2 separate regions of the Homo sapiens genome follow, and region 1 is linked to region 2. The links are chromatin loops, found by intact Hi-C in ENCODE. Cell type or tissue: dorsolateral prefrontal cortex. All regions are shown on one strand. Links, peaks and the distances in the headings refer to the core of each region. The heading gives the core; the rest is flanking DNA.

Region 1 (5,372 bases), core at 110-5,109, 47 kb before region 2:
CAGCTGTCAGGAAAGTATTTAATGGATACTGGGATGCATTAACAGGGGCATAAGCTTAGGAAAGCTGGAGGTGATAGGCCCATTGGAGGTGGTCCTTGCAACTCCCCCTTGGAAAACTCCGCAGATGTCTATGCAAACCATTCTCCCGTGATGGGACAAGCCAGCCAGTGTCCTGAGGGGCATGGCCAGGGTGGTAATGAGATGTGCTCATGTAATATGAGGGAGCATAGAAGGAGCAGGATATGTCCACTCGAACAGGGAAGTCTCTGCAAAGGACAGTTCTTCACTGGCCCAGGAGGCAGGGGGAGGCTGGGTTCAAGATGCTTCAGGCAAACATCTTGATGCTGACATATGGATCACAGAGCTTCAGAAGCTATCAGGCCCCACGTGGTATAGGCAAATAGTGTGTTCCCCGCCACCAGAATTGCTCACCCAAAGATGGGAATCACCAGACAGGAATGCCACAGAGGAGCATCTACCCTCACACTGTTCTCAATAGACCCCAGTTACAGAGGGCGTTTCCAGACAAGCGTGAGAAAAGTGGGAATGACGTCTGTTGGGAAACATAACATCCTCTGTCCTCCTTGGAAGACTGAGGTTGAACTTATGGGCTTGAGAAAGGCCCTGAAAAGCCTTGCAGTAAACACACTTGGCCACGTTGGTGACACTCCCAAACATATTGGACCCACGACCTTTTTTAAGATAGAAGTTCTCTCCATGTCTCACAGCACTGGTGATTGGTGTATTTCGAGGACGCCGTCTTTACAGGGACTTAAGGACAGCCTTAGGGCTAGGAGGTGGGTATTTAGGGTGCCCTTCTCAACACAGAGAGGCATGGATTCAGGGGCGAGCCACCCTTCCAGTCAATCAAGCCCAGCTATGCCAAGGCCTCTGTCAGATCTGCTCAGAAGGAACTGTGTCTCTCTCCTGCCCCATCAAGCTCCATGAGGTTAGTGAGCACAGTTAAATCTCCAGCTCCAAGCAGAGCAGGGGGGTCATAGTTGATATTTTTTTAAATATTTGTTTAAGAAAGAATGGGGAGGGGCATCGTGCTGCGCGAGGTCTCCAGTTCCAGCGATACCTATTATCACCAGTTCCAGCGAGACCTATTTTCACCAGTTCCAGCAAGACCTATTGTCACCAGTTCCAGCGAGACCTATTATCACCAGCTCCAGCAATATCTATTATCACCAGCTCCAGCGATATCTATTATCACCAGTTCCAGTGATATCTATTATCACCAGTTCCAGCGAGACCTATTATCACCAGTTCCAGTGATATCTATTATCACCAGTTCCAGCGATATCTATTATCACCAGTTCCAGCGATATCTATTATCACCAGTTCCAGCGATATCTATTATCACCAGCTCCAGCGATATCTATTATCACCAGTTCCAGCGAGACCTATTATCACCAGTTCCAGTGATATCTATTATCACCAGTTCCAGCGAGACCTATTATCATCAGTTCCAGCGAGACCTATTATCACCAGTTCCAGTGATATCTATTATCAACAGTTCCAGCGAGACCTATTATCACCAGTTCCAGCGATACCTATTATCACCAGTTCCAGCTATACCTATTATAAGCGAGATCGGTGGGAATTCCATCCAGAAGATTCCCAAGGCCTTTTTCCATACAGGAGAATAACCCAGAAGAGGCTTCCTCAGGGGACGGGGCTGGCTATATGTGATTGTTTTTCAACAGAGCTCTGGCATGTGGCTTTCTGTCCCAGGAGAGCCTTGGCAATTTAAAGAGGCAATTGCTTCTTGGGCTCACCCTTCAAAAATGGAACTAATGGAGCCACAGATTCCATCACAGGAGCTCTGGGGAACTGGATAAAACCCAAGAACGACTGATTCTAGACAACATCAATATTTGTCCCATTAAAACGTGCAGTATAAAAATCAGTTACATTGTTGACCATGCTGCTCGGGTCCTCATGGGCTAATCCCTCCTTATGAAACCTGATCTCTCTCACTCCCTCATGCTGAGAGGCAAAGAGCTTTGCAAAGGGGCCAGTGCATCTGGCCCCATCACCCCTCGGAGCTCCATCGGTGACGATGTCTCTGGCTGACCCCATTTCGTCGGTTCTTTCCTTCCCATATAGCTAAGTCTTCCGGCACAGTCGCCAATGCAAATCACCCACTTATGTTCTCACACAAAATTCAATTGCCAATTTGTCTTTTTATTTCTTACACTTAAAGTGATTTGCCTTCAAATAATCTACGATGAATTGTTCATTTTACTACCGCAGGAAGCAATTGGTTCATCCAGGGAGCCACTAAGTTTACAATCATTGTCGGGGAACTCGTACTTCTCCAGCTTCCCTGTGCAGCAGCTGGGGAAGCCCCTCGGGGGGCTGCTGAACAGGGGGTACAGTGCTTTCCCCCGGTTCCTGTGTCCCCCCCACCCACGGAGTCAAGAACCAGCCACTTCTTCCCCTGCCTTTGGGTGGGGCTGGGGGACAGGAGTCAGTGCTGGTTTAGCTGGTGCCCTGGGATGCAGGTTCCTCTCTGGGAAGTCATTAATTAGCTTCATTTGCCTCACTGGCACTGGCGTTTGGCCATAATGGAGATGGATTTGATGGTATAATCCCTCGTGGGAAATGTGAATGAATTCCAGAGGAAGGGGAATTGGCCCGGGAAAACAGGCGGCCTGCTCTGGCTTAGTGCTCCTCCTCACCCACACGCACACCAGGCCATCGCCCCAGCCTGGGCTTGGCCCCCGCCCTCTGGGAAGGGACATGCCCTTGCTCCTCATTTGCAGATATGAAGGCAGGTGGACCACCTCTGAGACCACTGTCTCAGGCATCACAAGCCTCTGTCTCTCCCTTCACAATAGACTCAGACGAGGTTTGCCAGGTCTGGGCCATCTGAGAAACCTAAAGCCTTGGAAACAGAAAGAACCTGGCCGCATCTGCCCCTGGGCTGGTCTGGCTTAGTCAGGAGGGCAGCCCTTGGCCCAGGGCACAGACACATGCCTGGGAAGGAAAGCGAACGTGTGGCACACACTGCTCTCGTCTTTCCATTCATCCTTTATCTTTTCAGCAAACCTGTGCGACATAGGACTTGCTCTCCCAACACCTGTAACTCCTGCTTTGTAGAGGGATGTCAGGAAGGAGGACGGAAGGAATTTTGAGGTAGAAATAGTGTGAGGCGTTCTGGTCAAGGCATGGGCTACTTATCCACCTGCTGACAGAGATCCTCAAGCTGCGAGAAGGTGTAATATCAAAAGCACACTGTGGAATTTAATTGGCAATTAGAGATGGTGGCTTCCAGCTGGCCCTCTAATGTCCTCTTTCAGAAAGAGAAAGTGGACTGTAGCTCTGGAAGTAGGTGACCCAGGGGAATGGGACGTGCCAAGAACTGGGAGGCCAAGAGCCAGCACAGATCTCACATGGACACAGGAATGCTCCAGAAAGCACAATGCATTATTGATTGTCATGAAAGGAGAGACTGAAGTTTTATCTTAAATGTATGTCTGCATAAAAGAACCTGACAGGGCAAATCAATAAACAAGAGGATTGCTTGTCGGGAATGGCCAGTTTTATTGTTTTTGTTTTTTTTAATCCAAAAAATGCTCAAAGAAAGAAGGATGACTTCCTAGTCAGGTAGGTCAGAGAAGGTGGCAGAAAGTGTGGTGGGAGGCCTGGGAAGCAGGGCTGGCTTGCTGAATTACAAAACAAAAAAGAAACGCTTTCCCCCTCCCTCCACCCACAAGGAGGAAGCAGACACGGGGCCTTCCCAGGTGGCCACGGTGGAAGCTGCCCCGCTGTCTGGGAGGTTTTCGTGGGCCTGTGGACGTGCCGCCCAGCAGGGACTTCCACCCCCAGAGGTGTGCAGATACACAAACAGAAAATGCACACACACTCTGGTAAGCAACTACCTTGGATGCTGTCCTTGGCTGGACTCCCAGAATTTTCACATCATCAAGATTTCATTGAACCTTCATAGAAATTCTGGGAGATGAGCGTATGCCCCCCATTTGCCAAATAGGACATCTGAGACCACCTGCTCAACCAAGAAAGCCCTCTCCACCTCTCGCCTTATGGACACCAGAGGGAGACACTGTGAGAGGGAGCCCTTCTTCATCCCGGGACATCACGGGACGTGGCACTTGATGAAGAAAGCTGGGCTAGCCCTGAGGTCCACTCCAAGCACAGCCTCAGAGTCAGGCAGCCGTGCTAGGGACCATGCTTCCCCCAGTGACTGACGGGGTCCTATGACCTCCTCAGCCTCAGAGGCCCACTGCAGAGAGTAGAGACAGCCACAGGCCAGCAGAGTGTGACATGAAATGAGGGATGTGGGTTCAAAACCCCTGGGCGGTGCCAGGCACCCAATCACTGCCAAATCAATCACGGCTGCTGCCATTGGTCTCACTGGCTCCTCGGGTGTTCTCTGGATTCCTCTCCTTCAGCCTGGTCTGAAGTCCACCTTGCAGGGAGACTTCCACTAACCACCAGAGTGGAGCGTCCAGGCCCCAGGTGTAACCCAGCCCCACTGCTCCCTCTTCGGTCACAAATGTGCTTATTTTCCCCTTGCTCATTTTCTGTCACCCCCACTCTATTGCAACTTTTATAATGAAGGAAGCTGGCAGATGAATAGCAGTTGTGTTCCATATCATTTGTCGGATGGATGGATGGATGGATGGATGGATGGATGGATGGATGGATACCTGCTTTTTGTCAGATCTCAGACTGGAGTTACAGCTGGAAGGAAAACTGTCAAACCTATAAACGACAAAAGCACATTTCAAGGCATGGTCAGAGTACAGGGATTGGGGGGCAGGACTAACCCAATCTGAGGGACTCAGAATGTGGGGCAGAGCTTTGGAGATGCAGAAGAAAAGGGTGAGGAGGATGGCCTCATGCTGCACTAGACCCACAGGTCCTCTGCCTGTGCGCTGTCAACTCTCTGCTCTGTAGAGAGTCCTGTTAACATATTTAAACAAGTAGACTTGATTTCAGACTACACAGATCACCTCTCCCACAGTGTCACTCCAGCTCATGGCCACCGAGGACTGAAGCACAGCCAGGCACATCCAGAACCCACAGCGGGAGCGGGTTCCGTGGAGCAGTGCCAGGCATTTTGACTGCTCAGCAGCATCTTCAGCCTGAAGAGGCACCAGCCCGAAAGCCTCAGTGGTCTGTCACTAATGATCGTTTAATACTGTTTGGTATCAGTTTTGTGTACACACTTCCAAACAGAGTAAATTGCATGTGGGTGTTTACATTTAAGGAGAGCTTCTATGTTAGAATTGATAGAACTTTAATTTCCATGTGGCTTCCACAGTAAACATGCAAATGGCTCTTTTCAGTATTACCAAGCCTTAGTTATTTTTAGGGAAGCAAAATGTTTTACTTTAGCC
Region 2 (5,372 bases), core at 155-5,154:
AGGAAGGAAGAAAGAAAGAAAGAAAGAAAGAAAGAAAGAAAGAAAGAAAGAAAGAAAGAAAGAGAAAGAAAGAAGAAGAAGAAAGAGAGAGAAAGAAAGAGAGGAAGGAAGGAAGGAGGGAGAGAAAGGAAAGAAAGGATGGGAAAGGCAAGAGGTAAATCTCTCTCTCCTTGGGGAGGTCCCACAGTGCTTGTCCAACACTTAGCAAGGCTGACTTCCCTCTCACATCCTGAAATGCCTTCACCCTGGAGAAACAGAGGGACATCCCCATTTATGTACACTTTGTTGAACATGGAAAGAAGGTTAAACCTTTCTTCTTTCTTTCCTTTTTTTTCCATTCCCTCCATCTCCTGCAGGCTCCAAACAATTCTCTTCCCCCCTCACCCCCAGCACTATTAAGGTATAATTGCTAAATGAAGATTATATATATTTACAGTATACTACATTGCATAATGTTTTAACACATGTATACATTGTAAAACAATTACATCAAGCTAATTAACATAGCCACTTACCATTTTTTTTGTGGTGAGAACATTTAAGATCAACTGTCTTGCAATTTCCAGGTATAGGATTCATTATGATTGACTACAGTCACCGCGCTTACAATAGCTCTCCAGAACATATCCACCCTGTCCAACAATTTTTTTTCATTGCTATAAGGAAATATCTGAAGCTAGGTAATTTATAAAGAAAAGAGATTTGATTGGCTCATGATTCTGCAGGATGAACAAGCATGACACCAACATCTGCTGGACTTCTGGAGAGGCTTCAGGATGCTTCTCTATGCAGCTGAAGGTGCTACCTCAGATGTGCAGCTTGTCTGGCTTCCTGGTCTTCCCCTCCCTGGGGGACCAACTGACCCCAAACTTAGCCAGCAACCAAGTCATCAGGAGGGCTTCCTGACACACAGGCGCTGGCCTCATCCTACAGTTTCTAATTTACCAGGTCTGAGAATTTGCATTTCTAAGAAATTTCCTGGCAATGCTGGACCCTGAAGCACATCAGATGCTGGCTCCACTTCTGGGGAGACCATGTTTAAACCAAGGTAAAGGAGGCAGCAAGAAAGGCTGAGCAGTGTCTCTATCGGTAGCTTTACCCTCCCAGGTCTGGCTACACTGGGCTCTCCCCTGTCTGACAGCTCCCACGTGTGTATAATGCTGGAAAATAATTACTAATAGCAGCAATATATAATGTTGATTAAGGGTTCATGCCTACGAAGGACTAAAATGCATGGGTGATAATAGTCATAGTAATAGCACAAATAATAATAATGACTCAAACCATGATTTTGGCACTGTGGTGGGGCCAGCACCATACTCAGCATGCCCCTGTGAGCATCCCTGGTTCATCCGTGTCTTGCCCCTGGGTGGCAGCCTCCCATTTATCAGAGCTTAATGCCTACCACCCCCTCTTGAAAATATGCTTCTTTTTGTTCATTATCAATATCCTCATACCTACCCAGTGTCTGGCACAAATTTTGTATTCAATAAATATTTGTTAAAAGATAAAAAGGAGGCTCAGAGAGTCGAAATAACTCGCCAAAAAGACCATGCTGCTGATAACACTCAGAGATGAAATTCAGCTCCAGGGTTATCTGACCACAGAGTCCGAGCACTCCAGCCAGGGGCTGGAGGAAGGAGAATCCCACGTGAGGATGGGGAGCCTCTGATGCAACCCCTGGTCCCAGGCTGGGTGCCCTGACGTGAGATCCCAGCCTGGAGGGGTGGATATCAGCCTCCCTGCCTTACGTTTGGCTGCACTGGGGTTAAATCACCACCCAGGTCAAGCCCTTTGCAAGAGGAATAGGCATGACTCTGTGGTTCCCAGGTTAGTCTTCTCAGCCACTGCCTCCTGGTCCTCAGGTATAAGAGCCCTTGGTGGGCACCTTTGCATTTAACCTTATCAAGGGTCTGTGAATTTTGCAGTTAAATCCATTTTCACAGACTCAGAGGAAGAAACTGCCTGCCTGGAGTCACACAGCTAGTGCCTGGAGGCAGGCCTTTTGAACCCAAGGCCTCGCTTGGTGCCAGAGCCTCTCCCACCAACTCAGCACTGCCTCGGGGTGCTGCGTTCAGAGGTAGCAGCTTCATCAGAAGCAGGCAGCACAGTCGCGGCGGGCACCCAGGCAAAAGCAAGCCCAGCCTCCCCTCATCCCACCTCGTTGCCCTCTTGTGTCTTACGCCCCACAAAATTTCACTTATTCCACTAAGTATCCAGAATTTTCAGCCAGCAAAGAAAAGGAAGAAGAAACAGGCTGCACAGAGCAGCGAAGGCGTGTCTGGAGCGCTGCCCAAACTGACTCCTTCCATCACTCCCGGCACAAAGGAGCCGGCACGTCTGGCCTTCACGGACGCCTCCCTGTCCTTGCTCGCTCCAATTTCTTGGCTGACTGAAAGAAAAGGAGACCCCTGATCTAATGAAATGTTCCAGCAAGAGGATAAATTAACTTCCTCTCCGAGTTGTCCAAGCTATTTACTGTAAACCATGCAGTCAAATGAAACTGACTTCAGCAGCTCAGCAGGGTCTTACAGCCTCCAGTATCTGGAAGGAAGTCCTGGAAGGACGGATGGCCCCAAAACGCTTCTCCCTGGTGCTTTCCACTCTTCTTCTTTTCGGATTTTGAAAGGAAAACGTCTCTTTTGGAAATCAGTAATACTAATCAAAATATAAGGATTCCTGTTTTTAACATTTAAATTGCTCCAAACTTCCTTGTCCAAACTGCTAAAGCAGCATCCAGTTATTGAACAGTGCTTTCTAGAACTACTGAAAAACAGGGGTGAGCACAGGTTATCTTGAGAAAGCCGCATAGAGACAGGGCTGGGCTGCAGGGGAGCAGGAGAGGCCTTCACTCAGGGGTCCAGCAGGTGCTGGTGGGCCTGGCACAGCGGCACCCCCTTCCCTGCACCCGTGGAAAGGTTCCGCAGGAGGAGCTGTGGAGTGATCGGGGTGATGAACTCAGCATGAGGCTGTGGGTTGGTGGCCATGAGGGTGATTCACAGGTGCAGAGCAGGTTCTCAGACGTTGGTACATGTACAGATTGTGCAAGACAATAGGACACCAGACAGATCCCCGGGCTCCACAGCAGAAGTCTGGTTACTGGGCAGGCAGGCCCCAAACACTGTATTTAAAACAAAACCCCACTGACAAGTCCTGTGACTGGAGAGACCCCGAGTGAAGGCAGACCTCCATGTCCTCTACATCCTGTGCCACATCTGGAGAGACCCCTGTGAGGGCAGAGAGCTACCTCCTCTTCTTCCTGTGTCACACCTGGAGAGACCCCGAGTGAGGGCGGATGGCCACGTCTTCTACTTCCTGTGTCACACCTGGAGAGACCCCGAGTGAGGGCAGATGGCCACATCCTCTACTTCCTGTGTCACACCTGGGGAGACCCTGAGTGAGGGCAGACAGCCATGTCCTCTACGTCCTGTGCCACATCCGGAGAGACCCCAAGAGAGGGCAGACAGCCACCTCCTCTACTTCCTGTGTCACACCTGGAGAGACCCCGAGTGAGGGCGGATGGCCACGTCTTCTACTTCCTGTGTCACACCTGGAGAGACCCCGAGTGAGGGCAGATGGCCACATCCTCTACTTCCTGTGTCACACCTGGGGAGACCCTGAGTGAGGGCAGACAGCCATGTCCTCTACGTCCTGTGCCACATCCGGAGAGACCCCAAGAGAGGGCAGACAGCCACCTCCTCTACTTCCTGTGTCACACCTGGAGAGACTCCAAGTGAGGAGAGACGGCCACATCTTCTACTTCCTGTGTCACACCTGGAGAGACCTCGAGTGAGGGCAGATGGCCACATCCTCTAATTCCTGTGTCACACCTGGAGAGACCCCAAGTGAGGGCAGACTGCCACCTCCTCTACTTCCTGTGTCACACCTAGAGAGACCCCGAGTGAGGACAGCCAGCCATGTCCTCTACTTCCTGTGCCACATCCGGAGAGATCCCGAGTGAGGGCAGACAGCCATGTCCTCTACTTCCTGTGTCACACCTGGAGAGACCCCGAGTGAGGGCAGACGGCCACATCCTCTAATTCCTGTGTCACACCTGGAGAGACCCCGAGTGAGGGCAGACGGCCACCTCCTCTACTTCCTGTGTCACACCTGGAGAGACCCCGAGTGAGGGCAGACGGCCACATCCTCTAATTCCTGTGTCATGCCTGGAGAGACCCCGAGTGAGGGCATATGGCCACATCCTCTAATTCCTATGTCACACCTGGAGAGACCCCGAGTGAGGGTGGATGGCCACATCCTCTAATTCCTGTGTCATACCTGGAGAGACCCCGAGTGAGGGCAGATGGCCACCTCCTCTACTTCCTGTGTCACACCTGGAGAGACCCCGAGTGAGGGCAGATGGCCACCTCCTCTACTTCCTGTGTCACACCTGGAGAGACCCCAAGTGAGGGCAGACAGCCATGTCCTCTACGTCCTGTGCCACATCCGGAGAGACCCCGATGAGGGCAGACAGCTACCCCCTCTACTTCCTGTGTCACACCTGCAGAGACCCCAAGTGAGGGCAGATGGCCACCTCTTCTACTTCCTGTGTCACACCTGGAGAGGCCCCGAGTGAGGGCAGACGGCCACCTCCTCTACTTCCTGTGTCACACCTGGAGAGACCCCGAGTGAGGGCAGACGGCCACATCCTCTATTTCCTGTGTCACACCTGGAGAGACCCCGAGTGAGGGCAGACGGCCACATCCTCTAATTCCTGTGTCACACATGGAGAGACCCCGAGTGAGGGCAGAAGGCCACATCCTCTACTTCCTGTGTCACACCTAGAGAGACCCCGAGTGAGGGCGGATGGCCACATCCTCTAATTCCTGTGTCACACCTGGGGAGACCCCGAGTGAGGGCAGATGGCCACATCCTCTAATTCCTGTGTCACACCTGGAGACACACAGAGTAAAGGTGGACAGCCACCTCCTCTACGTCCTGTGCCACACCTGGAGACACCCTGAGTTAAGGCAGATGGCCACCTCCTCTAATTATTTTTAAGAACTTTTTTGGGGTATAATTTACATGCCAGAAAGTTCACCCATTTCAAGCATATGATTCAATATTAAAGCTTAAAAATGTTATCAATTTAATAACATTGATGGTTACAGAGCTGTGTAATCATCAACCTAATCCAATATTAGAGCATTTTCATCACCTCCAGAAAGATTTCTGGTGCCTGATGCAGTCATTTTCTTTTAGACTCCCAGCTCCAGGCCTCTCCTCACAAATCCTCGCAGCCAACACGTTAGTATCCATGTGTCCATTGTTGGTATAAGAGAGAATTACACCTGTTTTTTTATGCTCAGCAAAGAATTGCTGCCATTTTAAAAACAAGGAAGAATAGTGCACCTGCTTTTCTCCCGTGTTTA

What was found. Hi-C counts contacts between places; a loop is a spot of excess contacts. Peaks named below come from ENCODE experiments on the same cell type or tissue, not always from the same donor. Only the 100,000 strongest peaks of a DNase experiment are listed, where the experiment ranks them.
Region 1: it touches region 2 in a loop (6-fold over the local background); 3 of 110 quality-filtered maps call a loop at or near these places.

Annotation. Positions count from the first base shown.
Region 1 is chr20:61,050,328-61,055,699 of GRCh38, forward strand. No RefSeq gene overlaps it. Among named protein-coding and RNA genes, the nearest start is that of LINC01718, 26 kb to the right of the region's middle. In dorsolateral prefrontal cortex, for the core only: no CTCF peak of the experiment used is centred there; no DNase peak of the experiment used is centred there; H3K27me3 peaks cover 736 bases.
Region 2 is chr20:61,097,668-61,103,039 of GRCh38, forward strand. No RefSeq gene overlaps it. Among named protein-coding and RNA genes, the nearest start is that of LINC01718, 21 kb to the left of the region's middle. RefSeq lists an enhancer at 3,488-4,687. In dorsolateral prefrontal cortex, for the core only: no CTCF peak of the experiment used is centred there; a DNase peak (open chromatin) is centred at 2,283; H3K27me3 peaks cover 2,796 bases.